Linked DNA regions of Mus musculus: region 2 is linked to region 1. A link is a loop called in an ENCODE intact Hi-C map of the cell type or tissue named here. Cell type or tissue: heart. All regions are shown on one strand. Each heading gives the region's core, and the rest is flanking DNA. Links, peaks and the distances in the headings are about the cores only. Region 1 overlaps Arid4a (AT rich interactive domain 4A (RBP1-like)). Region 2 holds the start of n-TKctt17 (a tRNA gene).

What was found. A loop is a pair of places that touch in the nucleus more often than their neighbours do. Peaks named below come from ENCODE experiments on the same cell type or tissue, not always from the same donor. Only the 100,000 strongest peaks of a DNase experiment are listed, where the experiment ranks them.
Region 2: it touches region 1 in a loop (2.2-fold over the local background); 2 of 42 quality-filtered maps call a loop at or near these places.

Annotation. Positions count from the first base shown.
Region 1 is chr12:71,069,043-71,077,376 of GRCm38, reverse strand. Arid4a (AT rich interactive domain 4A (RBP1-like)) reads right to left here. Exons shown (of 24, transcript NM_001081195.1): 17 at 7,346-7,543; 18 at 5,485-5,569; 19 at 4,646-4,787; 20 at 1,308-2,441; 21 at 830-934. Among named protein-coding and RNA genes, the nearest start is that of Tomm20l, 38 kb to the left of the region's middle. In heart, for the core only: a CTCF peak has its summit at 3,924; no DNase peak of the experiment used is centred there.
Region 2 is chr12:70,966,234-70,974,567 of GRCm38, reverse strand. n-TKctt17 (a tRNA gene) reads left to right here and starts at 5,376; the gene lies at 5,376-5,448. It also overlaps a transcript of Psma3 not described here. In heart, for the core only: CTCF peaks have their summits at 4,639 (motif pointing left) and 5,879; DNase peaks (open chromatin) are centred at 4,577, 5,557, 6,157 and 6,217; H3K4me3 peaks cover 2,765 bases; H3K27ac peaks cover 2,591 bases.

The DNA.
Region 1 (8,334 bases), core at 73-8,072:
ACACCTTTAATCCCAGATGAAAGGCGTAGCCCAGATTAAAGGTGTGTTCCTTAAACTCGGAGATTCAATCTTCTGGAATCCATAGCCAATATGGCTCAAGATCTTCAAACCAAGATCCAGATAAGGATCTCCAAGCCTCCAGATAAGGGTCACTGGTGAGCCTTCCAATTCCGGATTGTAGTTCATTCCAAATATTGTCAAGTTGACAACCAGGAATAGCCACTACACTGACTAAAAGAGACCATTCCCAGTATAAACACATGTTTTGCATACTTTTAACACCACAACAAACCTTTTCTTTTCTTGAAGATTCTGAAATGCCTTATATTTAATTGCTTTGTGATAATTTTAGCTGTTGCAGTTCTAAGTAAAACTAATAGGCATCTTTAGATTAAAATGAAGGCGGGGTGGGATGGGGGTGGGGGGAGGAGGCCGGTAGAGTTCTTGCAGTGCAAGCCTCCACATCTGAGTTTAATCCCATCATATACAGACAGACAGAGAAGTGACTGCACAGGCTGTTCTCTGACCTCTACATACATTTGATGGCATGTGCATACACAGATATGTGCATATACACACACGTGCACGTGAGTACAAATGTTTCGCACGCGCGCACACACACACACACACACACACACACACACACACACTAAAAAGAATGAAATTATTTTCAGAACATAATAAACCTCACGCATTTTTGGAATGGCTCAAATGATCAAGTCCCGAGTCTGTGCTGGGCAGGAACGGACAGCAACAAGCACCCGCAAGGTCACGGGTGCTTGAGCACCGGAGGCCGAGCACCGGAAGTCGAGCGCTGGCAAACACCCACCTGCTCCGTTCTTTTCAGTTTTGGCTGCAGCACTTGTCCGCTTTGGGGTTCGCTTTTGCTTTTTTGCAATTAATCCACTATTTCCATCGCTTGGCCTTTTCTGACCTGAAATAAAGGAAAAGCTTGAAAACAGAAGCAGAGGCAGACAGGTCCGTTTACACACCTGTCCATGCCATTCCACTATTTTCTTTTCTTTTTTTTTTTTAATTTTTAAATTTTTTAAAAAAGATTTATTTATTATATGTAAGTTACACTGTAGCTATCTTCAGACACTCCAGGAGATGGAGTCAGATCTTGTTACAGATGGTTGTGAGCCACCATGTGGTTGCTGGGATTTGAACTCAGGACCTTTGGAAGAGCAGTCGGTGCTCTTAACCGCTGAGCCATCTCTCTAGCCCCCCACTATTTTCTTAAACAGACAATTGTAAACGTCTGTCATAGCCAAGCCCTGACTGGCTCAGTCCCCCGCAAGTCTTACCCTTCTCTCTGCTCTCTCGCTCGTGTGCAATTATACTACAGGCACCAGAGGCAACACTGGCTTCAAACCCGTTCGCCGATTCCCTCTCACAGAGGCCTTCTTGTGATTCTTCGGCGATGCTATCAACTTCAATTGTAATGTCACTCTCACTCTTTATACTTCGGGACTCGTCTTGGCTGAGAGTGAGTGGGGAAGCTACGGAAAAGTTATGCTGTGCTACAGGAGGTAAGGCAGGTGGTACGGAAGCCAGAGAGTTAGACTCAGAGCCTTCTACTACCACATCCTCAATACTGGTCTTATCCTTCTCATCTAAATCATCCAGGTCTACCTCATGGCAAACCAAGGTTTCAGGCCCGATCAGAGGCATCGCATCCTCCTCTTCTTTGAGTGGCGTGTGCACCGGTTCTTCTTCGGCTGGACTGTCCGATTTCTCACTAGTCAGTTCTTGAAGGCCCTGGTCGGGCTCGGCTGTCAGCGATGGCATCCCTTCACCTTCTGTTTCAAAGTGCTGTTCCACGTGTGCGCCTTTCATGCCCTCGGCTCCCGCGCCATCGTCAGACCTCTCTTGGGACACTCCAGTTGTCATTTCCATGCCATTATCAAGTCTCAATTTTTTTTCTGGGGATTGCTGTCCCAGGATTTTTCGTTTCAACTTTTTTTCTTTCTCATATGGGTCGATGTCATCTTCAGTAGAAGAAAAGTTTTTACATTCTAGTGAAGAAAACTCCAGGCTATGAACGTCCCCATGAGCTTCGCTGCCTGCTTCCTCCTGGCCGAAAGGTGAAATCTTTATAAGTTCTAACGAAAGGTCTTTTGTCTTGCTGCGCCTTCCCTTCCCTTTGGGAGACTTTTCCACCTGTTTCTTAAATTCTTCTACTTGGTCCACTTTGTCTCCAAAAATATGCACAATTTGATCGCTGTCCCCTGCCTCCACCGTCAGGGTGTCTGAGGGCTGTGCCTGAGTCCTGTCGTTTTCTTTTGATATATGTACAATCTTTGGGTTTTCTTCATCTAGTTTATCATCATGTGCATTTTCATTTTTTTCCAATTCTTCTTTGACATCAGGAGAAAGATCTTCACCCCCTGAGCTCTTCTCCAGCTGGTCGTCTGCCTCACTATCAGATGAACAGGAGTCTGCAGGGAAACATACGTTGTACAGACGATTACACGAGATACCAATGCAATAAGTAAAATACTACCAAGTGTAAACGAGATCCTTTCTATACTTCTGAATCTCTAGAGACATTTTTTTCTATGAAGTAAAACAAAGATTTGTGCTAAAATGTGAGGGGAAGGGCTGAAATAAAACCGTGAGGATAAACAACGTGGTGACACACGCCTTTAATTCCCGCACTCAGGGGGCAGAGGCATGGGCAAGTGGATCTCTGAGCTCCCAGTCATCCTGGAATATAGAGTTCCAGTACAGCCAGAGCTACACAGAGAAACCCTGTCTCAAAAAATAAACAAAGAAAAAGTAAAACAAACAACGATAAAAAGCTAGTATGTTAACTGACTTGACCTGACTTACTACAAAGATTAACTACTTTGCATTCTAGAGGAATATGACATTCTACCTAAAATTAGTCTGGATTAAAATGAGCAATGTGGCGCTGGAGCAAGCGGGACCCGAGTGAGCAGAGGTCCTGAGTTCAATTCCCAGCAACCACATGATGGCTCAAACCATCTGTACAGCTACAGTGTACTCATATACATTAAATAAATAAATCCTTAAAAAAACGAGCAATGTGAATTCTCCATACCTTAAATGGTCTTAGTACAGGCAAGAGACCCCTGCTGGCAAGACAAATTATTCACTTTCTGTCAGAGAATTTTTCAGAAACTAAGGCAGCAGTCCAAAACTATAAAACCACACAATGTAAAAACTATCCCTGTATTGCTTACACCCTCTTTAGAGAATTTTAGAAAGGCAAACACTGAAGGTGTTCATTTTTTTAAAGATAACTTTGGGTTCTCAGTGTGTAGCCTGGCCTGCATCAGCATGGAGTCCAGGCCTTCCTGAAACTCAAGAGATTCCCCCTGCCTCTGCCTCTCAAGTACTGAGATTAATGGTGTGCACCACCACGATACTTGACAAAGTTTTATGTTTTCTGCTTGTTGGCTCTCCTTTGTTTAGAATTTGTTTCCATCTGATGAACAGGAGAATCTGCATATATATTCTGTACTGGGTCCATGGAGGCCAAAAGAGGAGGCAGATACTGTGGGGTTGGAGTGACAGGTGTCAGGAAAGCATGTGGTGTTGAGTACTGAAGTGCAGCTGACTTCTCCGTCCCTGAATGATTACGTCATTAAGTATACAAGTTCTGTGGTTTTAGTAAAAGTGGAATGTAGAATCCCATTTCCTCACGTCAAACGCTCCTCAGTGAGGCAGTTCTGTGACTCTGATGTGGATGGTTGTGTAGGCTGAACACTGCACCAGCACAGGCTGCCTGAGAAACAGCACACACGTCCAAGAAACCTTGCATCTGTATGGTTTCCTGTATGATCGTGAGCTACCAGCAGGTGGCAGGAGGATTCGGAAAGACCCCCTTTATGGTGTACACACTGCAGCTGATGGTAAACCTATCCTTTAGTAGTTTTCTCTCCAAGGAGAATAATTTTCTAATACCACCATTTAAGATCTCTTAAATTACATAGAAAAAAGAATGGAAAAGTGACGGGGACAATTACAGCGGAGTAAAATCTGCTCTGCTGTGCTCACCACAAGCCCTCCTATGTAGCCTGTGCTCTCAACAGCTCCCACGTGTGGTAACAGGCTGACGGTGCCCAACTAACAGGAGGCATTGGTGCATCACATGGTTTGAAGCAGAGCCCAACACACACTGGGATTCGAGGATTGTTTCATTTCCCTACAGCTAACTGGTTGTATCTAAAAATCCTCCTGACAGACGGCATCCTGGGTTAATATCACTCGAGTTTAAACTAGAATATACCACAAAATAAGTGTCAGCTGCCAATTACACTCTGTACTTTCAATCATGCTAGGTTCCAAACCAAGATAAGCTGCTATGCCTCTCACTGAGTGACCCTCATGGGCCACACAATTATACTTTGGTCCACGATGGCTGCATATACCTGAGGCCCTGTTGTAAGCTCTTGTCACCTAGGGACACTAGCCCTTTAGTTCAGTAATCATCCTCTATGACATTTGTGCCATGATGAAGTCCCCTTAGAATGTGTCCCATTGTTCAGTGATGCATATGTGTGTGTACATAATATCTATATAGTTTTAAAAGTCAACAACCCTCAGAACTGAGCCCCTTCTGTCTCACCAGACAGAGGTATGCTGCCTGTCACATTGCCATGGGCATTTCTGGTACCTGATTTTCCTTCACTGTTTGACGTCTTAGATAAACTGTATGGCATGTTTGGCGAAAAAGTAGATTTTAAAGGTGGTCTTCCCCGTTTGGACTTCTGCCTCTCTTCATCCCTCTTTTCGTCCTTTTCACTATCTTCTTTATTCTGAGTAATAACAACAAAATGCATGAGAAAGGCCAAGGCCTTTCAAAAATGAACATTCCATTTTCTCTAAGAAAATCTATTAATTCCAAAACAAAAAGGTCAGTTAATTTAAAGTAAAATACCAGTATGCACTTATAGAAAAATCTAGAACAGTTTTCTAACCCATTCATTTGAATAGAATCACTCCCCCTGGCTCATTTCCTGCAGAGGGAATGAAAGGCATCAGAAACAGACAAAACACTAGGCAGACCTCTACAGCAGGAACCGGACAGAAGGCGTGGCCAAGTGTACAGTGGGCCAGCAGGCAGGGTTGACACTGTGGAGGTGGAGGGAAGAGGAGAACAGTGGGTTTCCAGGGTGATGAGGTCCTCTGTGTGGTTCTAAGGATGAATAATGGCATTACACATCTGCCCAAACCTCTACAGGCACAGAGACCCAGCGAAGTCTTACACCTCTGATGTATACCTACCCCAGTGTAATCTGTGGGTATTTACCACTATAACAAATGGGTCCCTCTTGTGAGGGTAAGGGGCCGACAGTGCATAACACGATACCCACTTAGGGCAAAGGGCACATCGGAAATTCCTGTACCTTTGTATTTTTCCTATGAAGGTAAAACTATTAAAAAACAAAATCTAACAGAAAAGATACATGAATAATTCCCACATCTATAAGTGTTATAAATGTATGGACATACCTTAACTTTCTTCTTTTGTTTTTTCTTTGGTCCACCTTTGTCCAAGGGCCAGATTATCCTGTCAGCTTTTACCCATTCATCATATCTTAAAGAAAAAAAATTTCACCTTTCACTATATGAAATATATTCACACTCACACACATGCACACACACACACACACACACGCACACGCACACACACACACACACGCCCCAGCAGTGAGAGAAAAAGTCTGTTCCTGTTGGGCAGAGATGGCACACGCCTTTGATACCAGCACTACTAGGGGGCAGAAGCAGGCAGATCTCTTTGAGTTCCAGGCCAATCTGGTCTACACAGAGAGTTTTGGGGCAGGGCAGGGCTACACAGAGAAACCTCAACTTGAAAAAACAAAACAAAAAACAAAAACACTCAACCCTCAAGGCAACAACTAGAAAAGAGCTTCTTCAAGGTTCAAAGAGAGGACGGGGTGGGTAAACTCCCAATTCTAAACTATCTGTAGTGCTTTGTTTTCAGTTCTCACAATTGGAACTTACAGATCAAATAGAGTAAACTATGCAGAACTAAGTAATACTTCTTGCATTATGCCAAGTGCACAGATATTCATATTCAGTAACACTGTAGACTAGTTGCCATGGAGACGTGCAAAGCTCAAGTATGTACAGGTTTTAGCTGCTCTAGATACCATGATGCTTATACTACAGCTAAAAATCATCTTCTCCCAGATTACCCAATAGCTAACTAAGCCCTTTGGAACAGAGGGCTAACAATACCTTATATATCGATATTTCTTAATTTGAACATTTATTAAGGGTCTACTAATATACCAGGAACTATAAAATATACAGGGAATAGAGAGAACAAGACCTGATTACATGCTGATATAAAAAAAAATCTATATAATTAAATACAATCTTCTAAACGCAGTAAGAAAGATACATACTTGATTTAGGGCTAAAAAGAAGAAAACATCTTACTCCTGAATTTCCCAGGACACATCACACCAAAAAAAGAGCAGACCTCTCTGGAGGACCTCAGCATGGTCCTCTCTGGCCTGGTCTGAGTGATGTGTCAGGCAGGTGTTACAGCCACATCAGGGCTCCTCTCACACAGATGTCCCATTTTAGAAATAGGACTAAATTACCCAGAAATTATAAGGTTTCTGGCCTCAGTGTTGTTCTAAGCTGGTCTGACTAAGATGCCCTTCCTTTGAATGCAGCCAACTGTACAGACATGTCTGCTCCGTGCTCACAGGGGATCAAGACAGGAAAAAAGACAACTTCCTAATCATGTCTGAACACAGAACAGGGAACATTGTCCAAGCCACAGAAATGGCAAAATATCCTTTTTCTCGTGACTCATGAGTCACTTCTGCCTCTTTACCAATTATAGGATTAACTTTGATCTAGTTGTTGCTCCTTCCAGGTAAGATTTATTAAGAAAGCCAATCATAGAATCACATCAGCTTCCTGACTGTATCAGCACAGAACAAAGACTTTCTTAAACCTACCACACAACGGAAGCTCAAATCCAAGTCCTAACCAACACAGATTTTAACTACTAAGCCAACTCCAAACTACTGTGGTACTTGACACTGGCTTGACTTCTGCAAAAGGAAACAGAGGCATGTGCAGCCTAGAGTTGTGTCCTCGCTCCTTGACAGTGCTGCAAGGTTCCCAGAGCCCTGTACTAGCCCTAGTTCCTAAGGTGGGGCCCTGAGCGCTCACAGACTCAGCCCCATGGCTTCCTGTCTTGTGGTCTGCCTCCCAGTAAAAGAGTGATAGACTCAGTTGTTTCAAGGGCAGATCCTGCTGGCCTCTAGTGGAAGCGCTGGTAATATTTAGAGCAAGGCGTGCCTTGTAAGCGCACAGCTTCACGGCTCACCTGACGTTCCATCCGTAGTAGTGCACTAGGTACAGAATCTCCCCGTCGTCCATCTCCGTGCTTTTGATGCTGGCTTCATAAATTTTCTGAGTTTTTCCTCGTCCGTACTTGACCTTCACTTTGGTTCCCGTCAGGCAGGGCTCTGTGTCGTCCTCCTCGTCCTCCCCTTCCGAGTCACACCGGCTCTCAGTCTCTTCCCTGCAGTGAATTACAACATTGATAATGCTACTAATAGCTCAACGGAGGGCAAACTAAGAACTGAGAAAAGATCCAGCACGTTGTGTCTTGACAACCCGAGTTTACCTCGGTGACATGTCAGGGGAGGAGGAGGAGGAGGAAGAAGAAGAGGAGGAGGAGGAGGAGGAGGAGGAGGAGGAGGAGGAGGAGGAGATTTCATGGACCATTTACCAAGGAGTTGATGACATAAAGGTACACTACACAAAGGTAAACCCATTCTTCTTAAAGGCCATTCAAGAATCACGGTTAATGAAGATGCAGAGTCAATAAACAAATCACTTTTAAACCAAAAAATTAAAAAAACATATGCCCTAGGATGGTCGTTAAGATTCATTCAAGCCGGGCGTGGTGGTGCACGCCTTTAATCCCAGCACTCGGGAGGCAGAGGCAGGTGGATTTCTGAGTTCGAGGCCAGCCTGGTCTACAAAGTGAGCTCCAGGACAGCCAGGGCTACACAGAGAAACCCTGTCTCGAAAAACCAAAAAAAAAAAAAAAAAAAAAAAAAAAAAAAGATTCATTCAAATGCCACCTTACCTGGGAGAATTTTCTAAAGCTATTTTGTAAATTCTTGCAACTAGTTATCTTAAGTCTACTTTAGCACTACTGTCTTCTCACTTTACAAGACACTGTTTGGTGGGTAACATGATGAACAAAGGCTACCTCCCATAGTAACTCTCTCTTGGCCTGGACTCTGCTTTAAATGAGGCTATTGTTGAAATCATAGGAGAGCGATGGTAGAGCAGAGCTTTATA
Region 2 (8,334 bases), core at 269-8,268, 100 kb after region 1:
AAAAGCAGAGAGCGCGCGTGCGCAGAAACCATAGAGGCGGTTCCCTGGAGAAGTTGCTACTGTGTCAACTGAAACTGGTATTGGAAGAGCTAAGGTCAGAGCCTAGTTCCTAATAGTCCTAAGTAGCTAATAATCCTAAGGAGGACAGGCTTGGGCACCTGTCCTCTGTAGCCCACACAGACAGGAATTCTTAAAAGTCGGGGAAGGAAAAACCCACCTTAGGAAAAGGAACAAAGCCGGGCGTGGTGGCGCATGCCTTTAATCCCAGCACTCGGGAGGCAGAGGCAGGCGGATTTCTGAGTTCGAGGCCAGCCTGGTCTACAAAGTGAGTTCCAGGACAGCCAGGACTACACAGAGAAACCCTGTCTCAAAAACACCAAAAAAAAAAAAAAAAAAAAAAAAAAAAAAGGAAAAGGAACAAAAGGAGGCAATTGACCCCCCCATCCTCCGACCAAGTTCATCATCAGAGTCCGAACATGACGTTTGGTTCAACTGCTGTGCATAACTAAGCAGCCTCGGTCAAGGTGTGATACCTTTTCCATCATGGTTTCAACTTTAGCCTCTCCTGCAAGGTGGTGTGAAATCTATGTGTGAGAGAAAGCTGTCCCTCTGGCTGGAACCAGGCAGGCTTCAGCCTTCTTTCACCCAGCATGTAATTCCTGGAGAAGTTCCAGTTTCTTGGAGTCTTATCAAAAAGAGGAGCACAAGAGCTTCTTTAGAATATCTTCATTCCTACTAGGAAGATTATGAGACTTAGCGTTAGGAAAGGCTAAGGTGGCTTGGGGGACTCCAGTTGCTCGGCTCATTCTAACAACTATCAGGTTATGATCTTAAGTATTAAGTGGAGGGAGGGCAACAGATAAATCAAAGGAGTGGGCATGGAACCTGACCTAGTGGTGGGTGGATTTTAAATCCCAATTGTAAATACAACGTTAGAAATATTTTTATTTAAAAAAATATATCTGAGCCGAGCGTGGTGGCACACGCCTTTAATCCCAGTACTCGGGAGGCAGAGGCAGGCGGATTTCTGAGTTCGAGGTCAATCTGGTCTACAAAGTGAGTTCCAGGACAGCCAGGGCTATACAGAAAAACCCTGTCTCAAAAAAACAAAATAAATAAATATCTGGAGACTTTTATTTTATATAGCTAGAAAATATTTTCCAGCAGGGTGATGCAGAAGGCAGGGACGGGAGGCCAGCTTGCAATATAAGAGCCCTGTCTAAAAAGAAAACAAAACAAACATCAATAAAAACACATTTTTAAAAACCCACTATCAATCAACTTTATTTTGGTTCGTTGTTTTGTTGAAGCAGTCTCAAGTATCTTAGGCTGGCCAAAGATGGCACTGAACTCCTAATCTTTCAGCCTCTACCTAAAGATGGAATTACAACCCTGGTTTATCACTCCAAGCCTAGGTAATGTCTTTCATAAGAAAAAAAAGGAAAAAGAAAAGAAAAACCAACAGCACACATTTCATTCGTTGTGTTTCAGCCTCCCTCCGAGTGTGGAAAAAGGGTTGCTTAGTAGTAGTATTTTTATTATTTTTACATGTTTGAGGGGAGGAAGTGTGCACGTGAGAACAGGTGACCACAGAGAACAGAGGGTGACTTTGAATCTCCTGGAACTGGAGTTACAAGTGGCTGTGAGTTTCTTTGCTCTTAACCCTTGAGCCATGCCATCAACCTCAGCGTTTACAATCTTTGTATTCTTAGGAGATGTTAATGCTGAGACTGGATAGATGCCCCAGCAATTAAAAGCATGGGCTGCTCCTCTGGAGGACCTGTGTTTGAGTCACAGCACCCAGGTTAGGCAGCACACACACACACACACACACACACACACATTAAAAGTAATAAAAATAAATCTTAAAAAAATCTGTATTGGCACATACCTTTTATTTCAGCACTCTGAGCCAGAGGCAGGCACATCTCTTGAGTTCTGGGACAGTCTGGTCAACAGAACAAGTTCCAGGACAGCCATAGCTACTTACATAGAGAAATCCTGTCTCAAAAAACAAACAAACAAACAAAAAAAAAACCAAACAATCAAACAAACCGGATATTCATTAATTTAGTTTTTCTGACTTCTTTTCATGTCAAGTGCTTCACTTCCAGTGGGAATACTACTACACCATTAGTTTGCATTCATGTCAGAGTGTTGTAGCAGGAGGTAAATGGTGTGGACAATCTATTCTATTACTAATAACGATCATTTTAATGTCTCTAAAGTTTCTCTATTGTTTCTGCATTTTCGTTTATAATTGTAATTGGAAACTATGTGATGATAAGTTGGGAGTAGGTAAACATCTTGCTATTCTTTACCTTTTTACTCATTAATTTTAATGTCTGAGGATTGCTATTTGAACATGTCCTTATGCCCATAGTTGCTAAATGTAGACAGTCCATCATTTCATTCACCTTATTAGTTTTCTACTGTGGAGCTATCAGACCTTTCTTAAGCAGCTAATTGACATGGTTTGGTTTAACTTTTTAGACCATCTCTTGTTTCTCCCTGATAGATGGGGAAACGCAGGCATAACTGGAACGCTATTGCATCTTTGTAGATGATTAGGAATGAAGAATGGTTTGGACTAGAGCAGTAACAAGGACATGTGTGAATGGATTTCAGATCTGTAGGTTTACTGGGTAACTGGATGCCGAAGGGAAGGGGAGAGCAGAAATTCCGTTGTTCCTCCTTCCTGCTGAGAAAACACTGTGAATAGTGATTATACTTTATTCCTGAACGAATGGCTAAGTAAAAGATGTGAATTTACTTGGAGAAAACACTTCCCTAATTCTGATTAAAGTTCTTTAGTACTATTTTAGTGTTGTGGCATGGGCCTGCAATCTCATATGTGGGAGGCCGAGGCAGGAAGATCTCTTGAATTTCAGGCTAGCCTAGATAACACAATTTTGTCTTAAAAACACACACAAACAAAAACAAAAACAAAAACAAAAACAAAAACAAATGAGACCATGAGACCGGCCAATAGTGGCACACACCTTTTAATCCCAGTACATTGGAGGCAGAGGAAGGCGAATCTCTGTGAGTTCAAGCCGATCCTTGACTACAAATCAAGTTCTAGGACAGCCAGGGCTCTTACACAGGACAACCCTGTCTCAAAAACCAACAACAATAATAAAAATAATAATGACAAACTCCCAAATCAATAGCAATAAAGCACTGTAGCTGTAGTTCTTTCCTGGGGGGTTCTGATTTAAGGCCATCTTTACAGGAGGGCTCACCTCAAAGATGAACTATAACTTCTACAAATTTTAAGTATCCAGCTAAACATCTACATAATTTACTGCTTGTGTGCAGTGCACAGCACTTGAGTGCCTCTGTATCGGCTGCATCAATCCCCGGACAGTGTGGGGTCTCGTCCTGCTTCCGTGGCAGTTGGATTATTGCTTTACCTTGTATCTTAGAGGAAGGCTCTGAGGTGAAAGCTGAGGTCCTTTGCACATTTGCTTGATTCCGTACAAGACTTAAATGGGTTTGTTTGTTTGTTTGTTTTCAAAGTTATTTCAAATGACTTCTAGAAGTAGTACTTGTGAAATGGGTAAGGCTTTACACTTCTTTATTGTAGGGTGATGAACTTTCAAGGCCCAGCAACTAACAGAGCTTTGCAAAAAGTAGGTAATATGATTTTAACAAATCACTTAAACAGTGGTTCTATAATACTCAATAACTTTATCAAAATAGGTACTGTTATATTTTATACACATCCAATTATCTTTAAAGTAGTTATTACTATAATTTTACCTTTTTTTTGTTTGTTTGTTTTTGTTTTTCCAGACAGGGTTTCTCTGTATAGCCCTGGCTGTCCTGGAACTCACTCTGTAGATCAGGCTGGCCTCGGACTCAGAAATCTGCCTGCCTCTGCCTCCCAAGTGCTAGGATTAAAGGCGAGCCCGCCACCACTGCCCGGCTTTATAATTCTTCTTTTGAAACAGGATCTCAATGTGCAACCCTGACTGGCCTGAAATTTCCTATGTAGACCCAGCTGGCTTTGAACTCTTAGAGATCTGTTTGTTTCTTCCTCAGCAGAACAGGGAACAAAGCCCATGTCAGTGCCACCATGTCAGTGCCACCACGTCCTGCTGCTTTAAATATTTGGCTCATTATTTGTTTTAAGAAAAGATCTAGCAATTCTCCTACCTCTGCCTCTTGAATGTTAGAATTACAGGCCTGAGCTACCTCACGCCACCTATAAATAAATTATTTGCAAAAGATAAAGAGTACCTCCAGATTCTATCTACCAAGTTCTAAATAGCCATTAATAAACCAGTTTGAATTGTGAAGGCAGAAAGGGTTAGTGTTTATGGCACTCGAAGCTTAACGTTTTTAAATCTTTAGGTCCTCGGTTCACTAGGGGTTTTTCTTTCTGTGTAGACTTAGCTGAGGTGGAACTGTAAACTAGGCTGGCCTCGAACTCAGAGATCCTCCCAAAGGCTGGTTTTTCAATGGCATGCGCCACTACACCCGATCCTAGGACTACTTTACAGAGCCTAAACTATTGGTTCAGAGAGATATAGCTCAGCAATTAAACTCAATTTCTCATACCAACATGGCGTCTCAAAGCCATCAGTAACTGTAGATTCGTGCGTTCCGCTCCGATGCCCTCTCCTGGTACGCAGACGTAAATGCAGACAAAATACCCATTACATAAACTACGTCTTTGGAAAGAATCTAAACCTTTCAAGACACCTCTTATACTTTAAAATCATCCCAGGAGACTCGTCCTATATGTTTGTATGTTTTATGGATAGAGTTATGGAAATTGTTTGTCAATCTCAGGTTTATGATATCTTTAAAAAAAAAACTATTTGGCTATTCCTTAATTTAGGTTTACCCGTTTTTGTTTTTCAATTAGGCTTTAACCTGCAATTCCGAAAAATAGGATTAATAGCCATCCCCAAACAGACACATGCATCTCAGAAATGCGCAAAATCCCTTACCTTGATAAATTCACCTGTAGCTCAAAATATATATGGATTCATAGGCTAATATTCCATCGTCTTGGCTTGTCATAATGAGAATTAAGGACGTATTCTCACTTATTCTTAGTATTTAACAACTCTGTCTTCCTTTTTTTTGTTTTGTTTGTTGTTTGGGGGCCTTTTCCCCCCTTTATTTTATTAATTTTTTTCTGTGAGAGTTTGCATTCTTAGCTTCAAATTCAGAGAATATACTTTCAACTTTTTATCAGATTACCGGTTATACTTTCTTTTCAGAAACAGAAAATAGTAAAAGAAAAAAAAAAAAAAAAAAAAAAAAAAGAACAGAACAAAGACCAAAAAAACAAGCAAACCTGAGAAGCAACTGCAGATGAACACTCTCAAAAGGTATAAAATCGGAGCCAAATCACATCTGCCCGGCTAGCTCAGTCGGTAGAGCATGGGACTCTTAATCCCAGGGTCGTGGGTTCGAGCCCCACGTTGGGCGGTGTTTCTTTTTGTACTTTAAAGCATTCAAAAACTCAAATTTACTGTCAAAGATTTGCAAGTTCTATCACAGCTAAGATGAATTAACCTAAACTTAGATAATTTAAACGCTTTCAATGTTAATCATCTTTACAGGAAACACAGTTCTCAAACTGCGCTTGCGCACTCCAAAACTCAGGCCTACGCCCACGGCTCGGGCTTAAAGCAGGAACAGGAATTTACTACTCTCTTAAGAATGCTTTCGGAGTGCTAGCTCTCATAGTTTCAATTGTTTTGTTTTGTTTTGTTTTGTTTTTTTTCCTAATAAAACTGTGATCGCTGATTTTGGCTGTTTTTCCAAATCCCAAGAGATCGGATGTCAAAACAGACGTAGGTGAGGGAAGCCATGGAAAGGACTAACTTCCTTATTTGCAGAGGTTCCTCTGCTCACTTCCGCCTCCCTCCGGTCGCTGCAGGGCTTTTTTGGGGGTGCGGGAGGGGAGCACCCGAGCATCGTCTTTCCCGAGTTCTCGGGACGTGGAGCCTTGGGCTGCCCTCTGAGACTCACTCGCCTGGAACTGACGGATGTGTGAGGGAAGAAGCAGAAGTACCTCCCTCCCTTCTGCTTTAGCGTCTGATAACGGGGCGACCCGGCCCACCGACTGTCGCCAGAGGCTCCTGGGCGGCCAGGTCCCTCAGGGCCCCCGCTCCTTCCTCCAGGCCGGCCTCCTCTCCTTCACTAAACCGATCGAATTTCCTGACTGATGGTCCTTCCCTTCAGCGTGCCGAGATTCTGCTGTTTATCCCAAAGCGAACCGAAAGCATCCCCACCCCACCCCACCCTTCCTCTCTCCGAGGCGTGCCTACGTAGTCCTGGAACTCCACATAGCCCAGGCCGGCCTGGAATTTACAGAGGTGCACGCCTGCTTCTCTGGTCTCCTAAGCGGGGTGTGGTGGCACACCCTGTAATCGTAGCACAGGAGAGGCTGGGTGGCAGAAGTGTAACCTGTTGTGAGGTGGAAGCCAGCCTGGGCTTAGACTCAAAAAGAAAAAAGGTGTGGGTTGAACCATCTTATTTCTGTGATGAGCAGATGAAAAGAAGAACAAAGCTATAACTAATAATTGGCCTTTTGGCAAGAGAGGGGTGTTTGGGGTTGGACAGCTTGCTCTTTGAGAAAGGGGCAAAAACAATTTAGCCAAAAGCATTCATCAGTCCGTTAATGCTGTGGGGCTTGGATCTCTCACCACTTTCCCGGGGCTGGGTCTACATTTTGCGTTTTCTGGACTATTCCTGTCAGACTTTTATGTCCTTCTCCTGTTCCCTTACTTGTCAGCAAAAAGCCCATCATCTTCATTTTACCAAACCTAATAGTTAATTGCCATGCCGGAACCATTGGCCTATCACAAATTTGATCACTTTGTTGTGGATCCACCTCTCCTCTGACTTCCGCTGCCACACCACCTCCAGTAGGATCTGTGTGACAAGTTCCAGACTTAGACGAACAACCTCAAAAGGGGGGGGGGGGGGCTTCTTGGAACCGGTTGTGGAACTCTTTGCCGGAGAAAAAATATTGAGCTGTAGTTCTCATGGCAATCTATCTGTTTTGTTTTCTCTTATTCCTTTTCTTATTTACATGTTCCTGGTAGCTAGCCTAGGCCAAGATATTAAGCAAGAATAATGGGTAGAAAACCATCCCTACCATGGGGCCACTAACATGACCTTATCCCAAGGGAAACCAACACTTTACTTCCTAAATCATTTACAAAACTATTATGATAAAAACTTTCCCAACAATAAAATTTCATATGGTTACACGTGTGTCATTGGAGGTGGATTTTGGTATATGGTAAAGAAAGCCGTAATTAGAAAGAATTAAAATAGTTTACATTTATACATTGAAGATTATAAAAAACCAGGCACTAGATGTTAAATAATAATTGACCATGGGGCTGGAAAGTTAGTTCAGTGGTTAAGAGCACTGACCGTTAAAGATTTATTAACCTGCTCCTGAAAATATGCCACTAGCCTTGGATGACAGCCCCCACTAGAATTGTTATATTTTGATGGTTTATAATGATGTTTGTGATTCACTGAATACATAGTTTCAGAGTTGTAATGCTTGTATGATTTTTGTGCCTTTTTTTTTTTTTTTTTTTTGAGACAGGGTTTCTCTGTATAACCCTGGCTGTCCTGGAACTCACTTTGTAGACCAGGGTGGCCTCGAAGTCAGAAATCCACCTGCCTCTGCCTCCCGAGTGCTGGGATTAAAGGCGTGCGCACGCCCAGCGATTTTTGTGCTTTACTGTGCCAAATGATTTTTGTTGGTATCTGTGATTGTTTTACCGGATATAGTTTCTAAGAGATGTAATGTTTGGTTTTTTAATGTATAAAATCCCCTGCTTGAGAGCTGCAGAATACACTCATATTCAAACTGCCTCTGTGTTTGTTTCTGTTTGTCACCACCAAATCCTTACCCACCTAGCTTCAAGGACCCTCATTCCAGGGACCCCAATAGCCGACTGGGGTGGTCCATGGCATTCTACCACACGGATACTCTCCTGATGCCATCCCCCTTTAAAACGTCTCTCACATATTCCATCTTGACCTTCGTTTCCTCTCTGTCCACCCTTCCCACACACCCCGAGCGAGCATCACTTCTCTCCACTTCTTCAATCACCCTCTCACCGCCCTCCCCCATACCAAAGATCCCCCCACCCATCTCCTTTCAGAAAAGTGGTTTCCCAGGGGTATCCCAACAAGGTACAATAAGAGTATGCACAAACCCTCACTTTAAGGCTGGCAAGGCAACCTAGTAAGAAGAAATGGGTCTCAAGAGCAGGTGGAAGAGTCAGAGAGAGACACACACACTCCATTCCCACAGTTAGGAGATCCTCAAGAAATCCAAGC